3 separate regions of the Homo sapiens genome follow, and regions 1 and 2 are each linked to region 3. A link is a contact called in ENCODE Hi-C or POLR2A ChIA-PET data. All regions are on one chromosome and are shown on one strand. Each heading gives the region's core, a stretch centred on a gene start or an enhancer-like site at or near the end of the contact. The rest is flanking DNA. Distances are from core to core; before and after follow the strand shown. Region 1 has its middle 66 kb from the start of ZNF217. Region 2 has its middle 140 kb from the start of ZNF217. Region 3 holds the start of BCAS1-AS1 (BCAS1 antisense RNA 1).

Evidence for each region. A loop is a pair of places that touch in the nucleus more often than their neighbours do. ChIA-PET counts read pairs that join two places held with the same protein, here RNA polymerase II (POLR2A). Pooled maps may share reads with other maps.
Region 1: a map of CD4-positive, alpha-beta T cell shows a loop between it and region 3 (2.8-fold over the local background). The contact joins the enhancer-like site here to the promoter of BCAS1-AS1 in region 3. A Hi-C loop is called at or near these places in 9 of 168 maps with a recorded cell type or tissue (CD4-positive, alpha-beta T cell, CD8-positive, alpha-beta T cell, Caco-2 and 5 more), 34 of 37 single-sample maps with no recorded cell type and 21 of 50 pooled maps. POLR2A ChIA-PET finds 5 or more read pairs at or near these places in 14 of 52 experiments (A549, A673, BJ and 10 more).
Region 2: a loop to region 3 is called in a map of B cell, with 3 times the contacts of the local background. The contact joins the enhancer-like site here to the promoter of BCAS1-AS1 in region 3. A Hi-C loop is called at or near these places in 12 of 168 maps with a recorded cell type or tissue (B cell, Calu3, GM12878 and 9 more), 28 of 37 single-sample maps with no recorded cell type and 17 of 50 pooled maps. POLR2A ChIA-PET finds 5 or more read pairs at or near these places in 20 of 52 experiments (A549, AG04449, AG04450 and 15 more).

Annotation. Positions count from the first base shown.
Region 1 is chr20:53,658,748-53,661,926 of GRCh38, reverse strand. No RefSeq gene overlaps it. Among named protein-coding and RNA genes, the nearest start is that of ZNF217, 66 kb to the right of the region's middle. RefSeq lists enhancers at 606-665, 1,586-1,645, 1,656-1,715. Within about 2 kb of position 1,731, at least 19 of the 41 ENCODE cell types and tissues checked have a DNase peak (open chromatin) inside an H3K27ac peak, as active enhancers do; they include CD4-positive, alpha-beta T cell, CD8-positive, alpha-beta T cell, GM12878 and 1 more, where a contact is called at or near this core.
Region 2 is chr20:53,727,777-53,731,216 of GRCh38, reverse strand. No RefSeq gene overlaps it. Among named protein-coding and RNA genes, the nearest start is that of ZNF217, 140 kb to the right of the region's middle. RefSeq lists enhancers at 1,335-1,434, 1,715-1,764, 2,165-2,665. Within about 2 kb of position 1,928, at least 4 of the 41 ENCODE cell types and tissues checked have a DNase peak (open chromatin) inside an H3K27ac peak, as active enhancers do; they include B cell, GM12878 and OCI-LY7, where a contact is called at or near this core.
Region 3 is chr20:53,913,678-53,916,824 of GRCh38, reverse strand. BCAS1-AS1 (BCAS1 antisense RNA 1) reads right to left here and starts at 1,336. Exons shown (of 5, transcript NR_199019.1): 1 at 1,259-1,336.

The sequences.
Region 1 (3,179 bases), core at 482-2,981, 260 kb after region 3:
ACACATCATTTCAATATACTGTGGTAGCCCCTGGATAGAGGGAACTAAAAGTTGCTACAAAAACATGAATGCTATCTAGAAACTCCTGCATTTTCTCTTGAAGCATGTGAAGGAGTTCATCTGAAAAAGATGCCAAAAAGCCAAGAATCCAGCATCTACATCATCTTAGGAGGGAGCAGGGATAGGTAGGGAGGAGCCACCAGCTCTCGGATATTCCCAGATGCTAAAAGGTAAAGTGAATTCTTCTATAAGGATGTGTCTATCTAGCTGAGTCTGCAAAGCCTCCCCACAGTAAATCTGAAGTTGAGAATGCCAAAGTATTTGCTTTCATCTAACTCTTTGACAGACAAATAGAATACAAAAATAAAAACATCTCTCTTCTACCCTCATTGTAATCTTTTTCCTCTTTTCAAAATCTTTTAAACAAAATGCCTCTTTACTGTGAAATCTGTTCTATTGATTTGTTTTCATAAAAGATCTCTCTCCTAAAGAAAGGAAAAGCCATCTTTGATCTGACTTGACAAAAAGATCTAATCAAACAATAAAATCTATGAAGGAAAAAAAAGAAAAAGAAGCAAGCTTCTTTGAGCCACATCAAATATATGAAAGAGAAAATACTTCATTTAAATGCTAAAAACTAACACAAAACAGCTTGAAATGTAATAACCTCTCCTGAATAAGTGAAACCACATGTTGATCTGACATGAGTTTCTAAGACACAATTAAAGGTCACTTCGTGTACAAACATCTCATTCGGAAGTGAGAAGCTTGAATTGCTGTCAGTATTTTTGGCCACCACGGGGCAGGTGCTCCCACCTGGCACAAACCATATAGACGCCCCCAGAGGGAATGAAGGTGATACTCCACATACTGGAAGCTTCAAATCTAGCCGCGCCAGGAAATGTTCAGCCCTGGATTTCAGCTGTTTCTCCCTTGATGTCCTAACAGAGAGGACTAACTAAATGTGAGAATCCTTGTTGTTTTAGGAAGCCCATGGAAGTGGCTTTACTTAAAAAACTAAAGGCTTCCTTTCTGCTCTGTCTGTCTTTATGACCCACCAGGGTCCTAGGAGAGAAGACATTAGGGTGTTGCAGCCACAGAGTCACATTTGGAAACGTCTTCCAGCAGCTGGGATGTTTCAATTCAAGACTCTTTAAGGGAACACAGGGTATTTGGAAAGTGACTTTAAAATGCCCTGGCCTCCAGGCCTATCTCCTCTTACCAAATCCCTTTAAGAAAGGATGTGCTGGGGAAAGACTTCAAAGTGTTTCAAAAGGGAAATCACATCTTGAAAGCTTTTCTCAGAATGAGAAAGAAACACATTATTTGATTTGAAAGAGAAGTAAATCTTAAGCAGCAATGAAGGAGGATCAAAGAATAGGTTCATGTGAACTTAAGAAGTGATCCTTTCCAGCGGAACGTGACTTTACTCTTTCCGATGCCCTCAACGCATTTTGGGGATTGTAAGTTTACTCGAGAATCAAAATAAAGAGGCGAGCCAGCGTTCCAGAAAATCACGTGGTCTCCCCCGCCCCCCAATCTATTTTACAGCCCTCTCCAGCTTCGAACTCGCGCCAGGCTGTGCGCACCGACTTTGCGCTGGCGGCGTGGACGCTGCGGCCACTCGCGGGCGGCGTGGACGCTGCGGCCACTCGCGCGGCTGTTGTTGTTGCTGCTGCGTGGAGGCACGCCGCTCCTTGCACACGCGGGGCAATTCTCCGGTTGGGGAAGGAGGAAAATGGCTGAGAAAAGGACCTAAGAAAGCCTTCAGGGTGGGCCCCCATTTCTTCCTGCCCCGCCCACACCCTGCCACACTCTCCCGCCGTCCCCTCCCCACCCCCCCTTGTTCTTTGGACCTGACCGATGAAAAATTCAACTAATACCTAAATAGATTCTTCTTGCAAAAAAGTAAAATCTCAAAGCAAAACAAAACAAAACAAAAATTTGTTAGGGGAGAAATCATCTGTGAGGTGCCCTTTCCATTCTAGCTCCCTCTCCCCTCTCCGTTTCCCTAAATGTTATTCTCTATCGATAGACATAGAGATGTGGATATTACCTGTAGATAGATATTTTAAAATTGTATTTATTTCTTAAAGACACTTCCATAATCTAATATACAAAGGAATTCATAAACTTAAGAGCGGAAGTTGTCACATAAATAAAAAACAACCAATACTTTTTGATCAGTAAAATCACTGATTCGGCTGGGCGCGGTGGCTCACGCCTGTAATCCCAGCACTTTGGGAGGCCAAGGCGGGCCGATTATGAGGTCAGGAGATGGAGACCATCCTGGCTAACAGGGTGAAACAAACCCCGTCTAAACTAAAAATACAAAAAATTAGCCGGGCGGGGCGCCTGTAGTCCCAGCTACTCGGCAAGCTGAGGCAGGAGAATGGCGTGAACCCGGGAGGCGGAGCTTGCAGTGAGCCGAGATTGCGCCACTGTACCCCAGTCTGGGCGACGGGGTCTCCGTCTCAAAAAAAAAAAAAAAAATCACTCATTCTTTGTAAAGTCCAATAAAATTAAGTTTAAGTCCATTGGTAAGAATGAGTAAGAAAAACAAGAGGGAATGTACTTATAAACAACATCAAGAATAAAAGTAGATACATAATTACACATACGGGGCCGGGCAAGGTGGCTCACACCTGTCATCTCAGGACCTTGGGAGGCCGAAGTGGGCGGATCACTTGAGGTTAGGAGTTCCAGAACAGCCTAGCCAACATGGCGAAACCCCATCTCTATTAAAAATACAAAAATTAGCCGGGCGTGGTGGCACATGCCTGTAATTTTACACCGAGCTACTCAGGAGGCTGAGGCATGGGAATCCCTTGAGCGTTGCAGTGAGTCGAGATCACACCACTGCACTCCAGTCTGGGCGACAGAGCAAGACTCTGTCTGAAATAATAATAATAATAGTAATTACACATACAGAGCAACCTTTTGAAATTTTAAGTGACTGTTTTCTACAGCTGTGTACTGTTTGGCTTGAAAACCTAGCTTTGTCTAAGGAAAAAAACCGAATTACCAAAATCAACCCAATCCAGGTGCTGTATTTACACCTGAAAGTATTGCTTTTCTTTACCTGCTTGCTTGATGTAATATATATTAAATAGCCACTGTGGAAAATCACGGGAAATTTTAATATTTTCCTCAGAAGCTTGTTAGTTAATCCAACTCTA
Region 2 (3,440 bases), core at 679-3,178, 190 kb after region 3:
GGCGTGATCTCGGCTCACTGCAACATTCATCTCCTGGGTTCAAGCGATTCTCCTGCCTCAGCCTCCCAAGTAGCTGGGGTTAAAGGCGCCTGCCACCATGCCTGGCTAATTTTTGTATTTTTAATAGAGACGGGGTTTCACTATCTTGGCCACGCTGGTCTAAAACTCCTGACCTCATGATCCACCCACCTTGGCCTCCCAAAGTGCTGGGATTACAGGCATGAGCCACTGCGCCCGGCCTCCTACATATAAATTTTAAAGGGAATGTGTTCAAACTGCAGCAGATCAAAGCATGATGTAGGCTGATTTAAACAAAACAAAACAAAACATAGCAGTGAGCAACTGTCCCAGTTTTTCCTGGACTGAGGGGTTTCCTTGGACACAGGACTTTCAGTACTAAAATGTAAAAATCCCAGACAAACTGGGACAAGCTGGTCAAACCTAGTTGAGTTTGAATTTGATATTTAACACTTTCAACATCTTAATGACATTTAAGATGTGAAAATAGAATGTATTTTTCATACTCCTCGTCACTGGGACACTATATTTCTTCACTGACAACTTTTAATGGCCAAGGATCTTATCACTAATGAAAAAGGGAACAGGCTGGGCGAGGTAGCTCACGCCTGCAATCCCAGCATTTTGGGAGGCCGAGGCAGGCAGATCACCTGAGGTTTAGGTGGGAGGATTGCTTGAGCCTGGGAGTTCAAGTCCAGCCTGGGCAACATGGTGAGACCTCATCTCTTAAAAATTAAAAATCAACTACAACAAAAAAGAGGGAGGTAGTAGGACCTATTTCACGGAATCATTATAACTATAAGAAGAGTTATGTTTGGCCGGGTGTGGTGGCTCACGCCTATAATCCCAGCACTTTGGGAGGCTGAGGCGGGTGGATCACGAGGTCAGGAGTTCGAGACCAGCCTGACCAACATGGTGAAACCCTGTGTCTACTAAAAATACAAAAATTAGCCGGGCATGGTGGCATGTGCCTGTAGTCCCAGCTACTTGGGAGGCTGAGGCAGGAAAATCGCTTGAGCCCGGGAGGCAGAGGTTGCAGTGAGCCGAGATCGCACCACCGCACTCCAGCCTGGCAGACCGAGACTCTATCTCAAAAAAAAAAAAAAGAAAAAGAAAAAGGGAACAGAACATGGGCATGTATTTTGCATAAAAGATAGATTTAACTTAAACCTTTACATTAAACATTCTCAATATCTATCCATTTCACTCAATTATTTGCAATATTTGTCTGATATAGTGAAAGTCAGTGTATCCATTAGTTATGCCACATAACAAACCACTCCAACATTTAGTGGCTAAAAACAACCATTTGTTTAGCTCGTGACTTTATAGGTGGGCTGAGAGGTTCTTCCTTTCTGGGCCAGCTCATATGATCACTGCTGGGTATTCCCAGGTGTCTGTGGTCAGCTGGTGGCTAGATGATCCTAAGACGGCTTCCTGTCTATGTGTGGAGGTTGGGGGCCATCACCTGGGTAACAAGAGCAACTGGGTCACATGTCTGGACGTCATCATCCAACAGGCTAGCTCCTTCACATGAAGTTATAGGGTTCCCAGGAGAAGTAAGAAGGCAAACCCCAAGGTACAAGTACTTTTTTTTTGAGACAGGGTCTCACTTTGTCACTTATGCTGGAGTGCAGTGATGCAATCTCAGCTCACTGCAACCTCCGCTTCCTGGGCTCAAGGGATTCTCCTGCCTCATTCTCCCAAGTAGTTGGGATTACAGGCACCTGCCACCATGCCCAGCTAATTTTTGTATTTTTGGTAGAGATGGGGTTTCACCATGTTGGCCAGGCCGGTCTTGAACTCCTGACCTCGAGTGATCCACCCACCTCGGCCTCCCAAAGTGCTGGGATTACAGGCGTGAGCCACCACGCCCGGCAGAGCTTACTTTGACAGTAAAAATTCCCAAAGAGCAAAGTACTGCTTACAAGTACTTTGGAAGCCTCTGTTTCCCCCAACATTTGCTAATGACATATTGGCCAAAACAAATCACATGGCTCAGCCCAGATTCAAAGGGTAAAAAAGTGACTCTGGCTGGGCGCAGTGGCTCATGGCTGTAATCCCAGCACTTTGGGAGGCTGAGGCGGGCAGATCACCTGAGGTCGGGAGTTCAAGACCAGCCTGGCCAACATGGAGAAACCCCGTCTCTACTAAAAATACAAAAAATTAGCTGGGCGTGGTGGTGGGTGCCTGTAGTCCCAGCTACTCAGGAGGCTGAGGCAGGAGAATGGCATGAACCTGGGAGGCAGAGCTTGCAGTGAGCCGAGATCGTGCCACTGCACTCCAACCTGGGTGACAGAGCGAGACACTGTCTCAAAAAAAAAAAAAAAGTGACCCCACTTCTTCATGGGAGGGTCTACAAAGATACACTGCACATAGAGATGGGAAAAATTCTTTAGATCTACCTCAGGTGGCATAGAGAATTTCCTTTTTTCTTTTGGGCAATATTCAATTATTAAAGTCACTCAACTTTTTGAATTTCCGTTTTCTTATAAAATTATGAGGAAGATGACAACTAAATTTGAAGCTGTATTTAAGAATGAAAAGCAATATGCCAAAAGTGTAAAGCACATAACCAGACACATAGCAAACAGTGACCATTAGTTCTCCCTCTCTCTCTCTCTCTAGCTCTCACTCTCTCCCTTACACACACATACACACACACACACACACACACCCCAATACAAAGCATTACATATAGTTGTTCAAACCAGTCTTTGGTATCCAATAGATCTGGGTTTGAATTCCAGGTCTGCTGGTGACTAGTTTTAAGATGTTGAACAAGTTATGTTCATTTCTCTGGAACCTTAGTTTTCTCATCTGGAAAATGAAAATAATGAGGTCTGAATTCCAAAATGCCTGACTGCTGGTTTTAATTACTTTCTTCTATCTGCCCTCTGTCTTCTCCTATTATTTTTTTTCTCCTTATCTAATATAACTCCATTGCATATGTTGCAGTTAGGAATCCTTGCAGCAGGAATTCACTGCTTATCCGACTAACAATAGCTTAAGCAAGAAACACCTTTCATTACCTCACACGGCAAGAAGACTGAAGGAACCATGTGGTATAGACCTGATCTCCTTCTCTGCTCTACCCTTGTTCACAGGTTGACTTTTCTTCTCCATGCTTGTCACCTCATACTTAGACCAATCCTAATTCTTTGGGTCTGAATATTTTCTCACTTGAAACAAAATTGGGGTTTTCTTATGCTGCGTGAGGTGGCTCACGTCTGTAGTCCCAGCTACTCAGGAGGCTGAGGCAGGAGGATGGCTTGAGTCCAAGAGTCTGAGTCCAGCCTGGGCAACATAACTAGATTCTGCCTCTAAATAAATAAATAAATATGGACACAGAGTGTGGCATAATAGACTGGGGGCTCAGATGGGTGAGGGGAGTGGGGGCGATGAGAGATGATAAATTATTT
Region 3 (3,147 bases), core at 87-2,586:
ATGTGGGTGGTGGTTACCATATAGGACAGGACAGTCCGGGCGCAGTGGCTCGCGCCTGTAATCCCGGCACTTTGGGAGGCTGAGGCAGGTGGATCACCTGAGGTCAGGAGTTTGAGACCATCCTGGCCAACACGGCGAAACCCTGTCTCTACTAAAAATACAAAAATTAGCCAGCCATGGTGGCGGGTGCCTGTAATCCCAGCTACTCGGGAGGTTGGGGTACGAGAATCGCTTGAACTTAAGAGTTGGAGGTTGCCGTGAGCCGAGATCGTGCCACTGCACTCCAGCCTGGGCAACAGAGAAAGGCTCTGTCTCAAAAATAAATAAATAAATAGATAGATAGATAGGACAGGACAGATGCAAAACATTCATATCATCCTAGAAAGCTCTCTGTGCAGTGCTGGACTAGGTAGTCAGATTTGCCTGGGACACTCTGGACTATACCTGCTGTGTCCGCATCATCATCCATAGCACTCTGTTTCACTCTCAAAAATGTCCTGGTATTTCAGCTACCCTTCTACCCGCTGAGCCACACTCTTTGCTAGGACTTCCCTGAAACCCAAACCCTTTGTCTTGATGAATAAGTTGGCAGTGTCCAGCAGTCTCCCCCACCCCATTCCCTCTCACCTATCAAAAGCAACAATTTTAGGAACAGGAAAAAAAAAAATCCAAGTGAAGAAGTTGTCATTTCTCCCCAATTAAATGATTTCCTTGTCAGCGGTTTCACTTTTGTTTTGTATTTCCCTTTGCCTAAAGCAGCTCTGATGGGCGCCCTTTGCCCTGAATCATGCCCACAGATCTCACAGGAAGGAGGCCGTCCCCGGCTTCTCCTGAGCCCTCCCGGCCACCCTCCCCTACTCCCAGCCTCCCCTTCCCGTCTTGCCCAGCAGAGGGCGTCTGAGTTTAATATTCTCAATAAAGAGCATGTACACAATCACTTGGGATTTTTTTTTTCTTTCTTCCAGTGATACTTTTTCTTTGTGAGCAGCAACTGAGGTGCCAGATAATATAGGTCACCTGAAGGACAAGCCGTCAGAATTGGAGATCAGAGCCGCTCAGGCCGGCCGCCAGCTCGTTAGGGAACCGCACACTCAGCTCCCACCCAGCTCGGGACGCCCAGCGGGAGCTTCCCTTGCAAACACCAGCAGACACCATTTTGCAGAACTCTTAAGAAACGCGGGTTAAATGTGTTAGGTACAACGCATGCAGCCAAGACGGGCATGGAGAGCGAGAGGGCTGGCCCGGGGGGGAAGCAAACCTCCTGATGATGGGATTGCTCTTGCTGGGGGCTTTGTAAACAGCCTTGCATCTCACACCTCTGCCAGGCAACAAAATGGTGGTGGCTAGAAAAAATAAATAAATAAATAAACAACGCGGGGGTGGGGGGAAGGTGGCACCAGGTAGGTACCAGAGATGGACTTTTCTACAATTTTCTTGGGCTGTCCGTTACCAACAGTTATTCTCTCTCTTTTTCTTTCTTCCTTTCCTTCTCTGTCTCTCTCTTTCTCCACCCCCCTCCCTCTCTCTCTCTCTTCCCCCTCCCTCCCTCTCTCTTATTCTCCTTGTTACATTCTCTGCAGTAATCTTCCCCCTCCTACTGAAGGGGGCGGAAGACCCAGCTGATTTGACTCCAGCTCCCCCTCCTCAGCCTTGCAAATTCCTTATTGAGCATAATTTCTGATTTGTTTCTATGTATCTTAAGGGGTGAGGTGCTGAGGCAAGTTAAGAGTTCGGGTTATCTTGTTTGCCTGTTTTGGTGCACTGAACATATTTACGAAATGAAAAAGCTCCTTTCTAAATGGGTGTTAACTGCTCTAAGATTCCCAGGAAACGTGTTGAAGGGACATCTAAATGGAAATTGTGCAGTATTACTCCATTGCACCTTTTAGGAAGAAAACAATTGTGGCTACTCTGTTGGGCTCTGGTGGCAGTGTAGTAGTGAGTGATTTGTGTGACTGCGGCACATTCATTTTCCTTTTCTATTATAATCTCACCTTCCTTAAGGAATAAATGAGACCATACAGTAAAGGGCTAAGCAAAGTTGCATGACACAGCTTCGGTAGCAGCTGTTACTGTTTTATTATGTCTTTGCTTCAAGCTCTCTCCCTGGGCCTGGAGCTTAGCTTCTGCACACAAATGCTTGATGGAGAGAGCTCTGTGTTATCTGAATCCAGAAATTCTACAGCAGAGGTTTGGCTCCACCTCACCATTGATTTCCTTTCGGTGATTTTGTAAGTCATCACTTTGTAATGCAATTTCTCTCTGTATGAAACAAACGAGTATTTTTTTTTACCACCCCTTCTGAGACTGTTGATAAAACACACTCGACAAACGTTTTACAGCACCCTTGTGAGGCACTAAGGAATGGGGAGAAATCTACACCTAACCACCACCACCACCAGGCATCCCAGTGTGCTCAGGGCAGCGCCAGTTTTTGCAGAAGTATTAATAGCCCCTCCTTTCACTCCCCCAAGCGTCTTCGATGGGATGGTTAGTTATAAGGTCACGCTACAGAAAACATAACACCAGGCCTGGAGAAGTTCAGAGTCAGGGTGAGAGAAAAGACTGGGAGGAGGAGGTGGGCACTGGAGACCAGATAACCAGAGAGATAACAGATAGATACATAGATAGACAGGTCATAGAGATACATAGATAAGATAGATGATAGATAAGACACATAGATGATTGATAGATGATAGATAGATAGATAGATAGATAGATAGATAGATAGATAGATAGATGATAGATACATACAATATATATAGATGAGTAGATAAAGATAGATAGGTACAGCCAGGCATGGTGGCTCATGCCTGTAATCCCAGCACTTTGGGGGGCCGAGGCAGGAGGATCACTTGAGTCCAGAGTTCAAGACCAGCCTGGGCAACATAACGGGACCCCGTCTCTATTAAATAAATTTTTAAAAAGATAGATAGGTAATAGATACATAGATGACAGACACATAGGTACATAATACATACATAGATGATAGATAGATGGAAAATAGGTAGAGGATGGATAGATAGATGGTAGATAGATACATACATACATATAAATGGGTAGATATAGATAAGTAATAGAAACATAAACAGGTAATAGACACATAGATACATAATACATATATATATATACATACATCAATAGAGA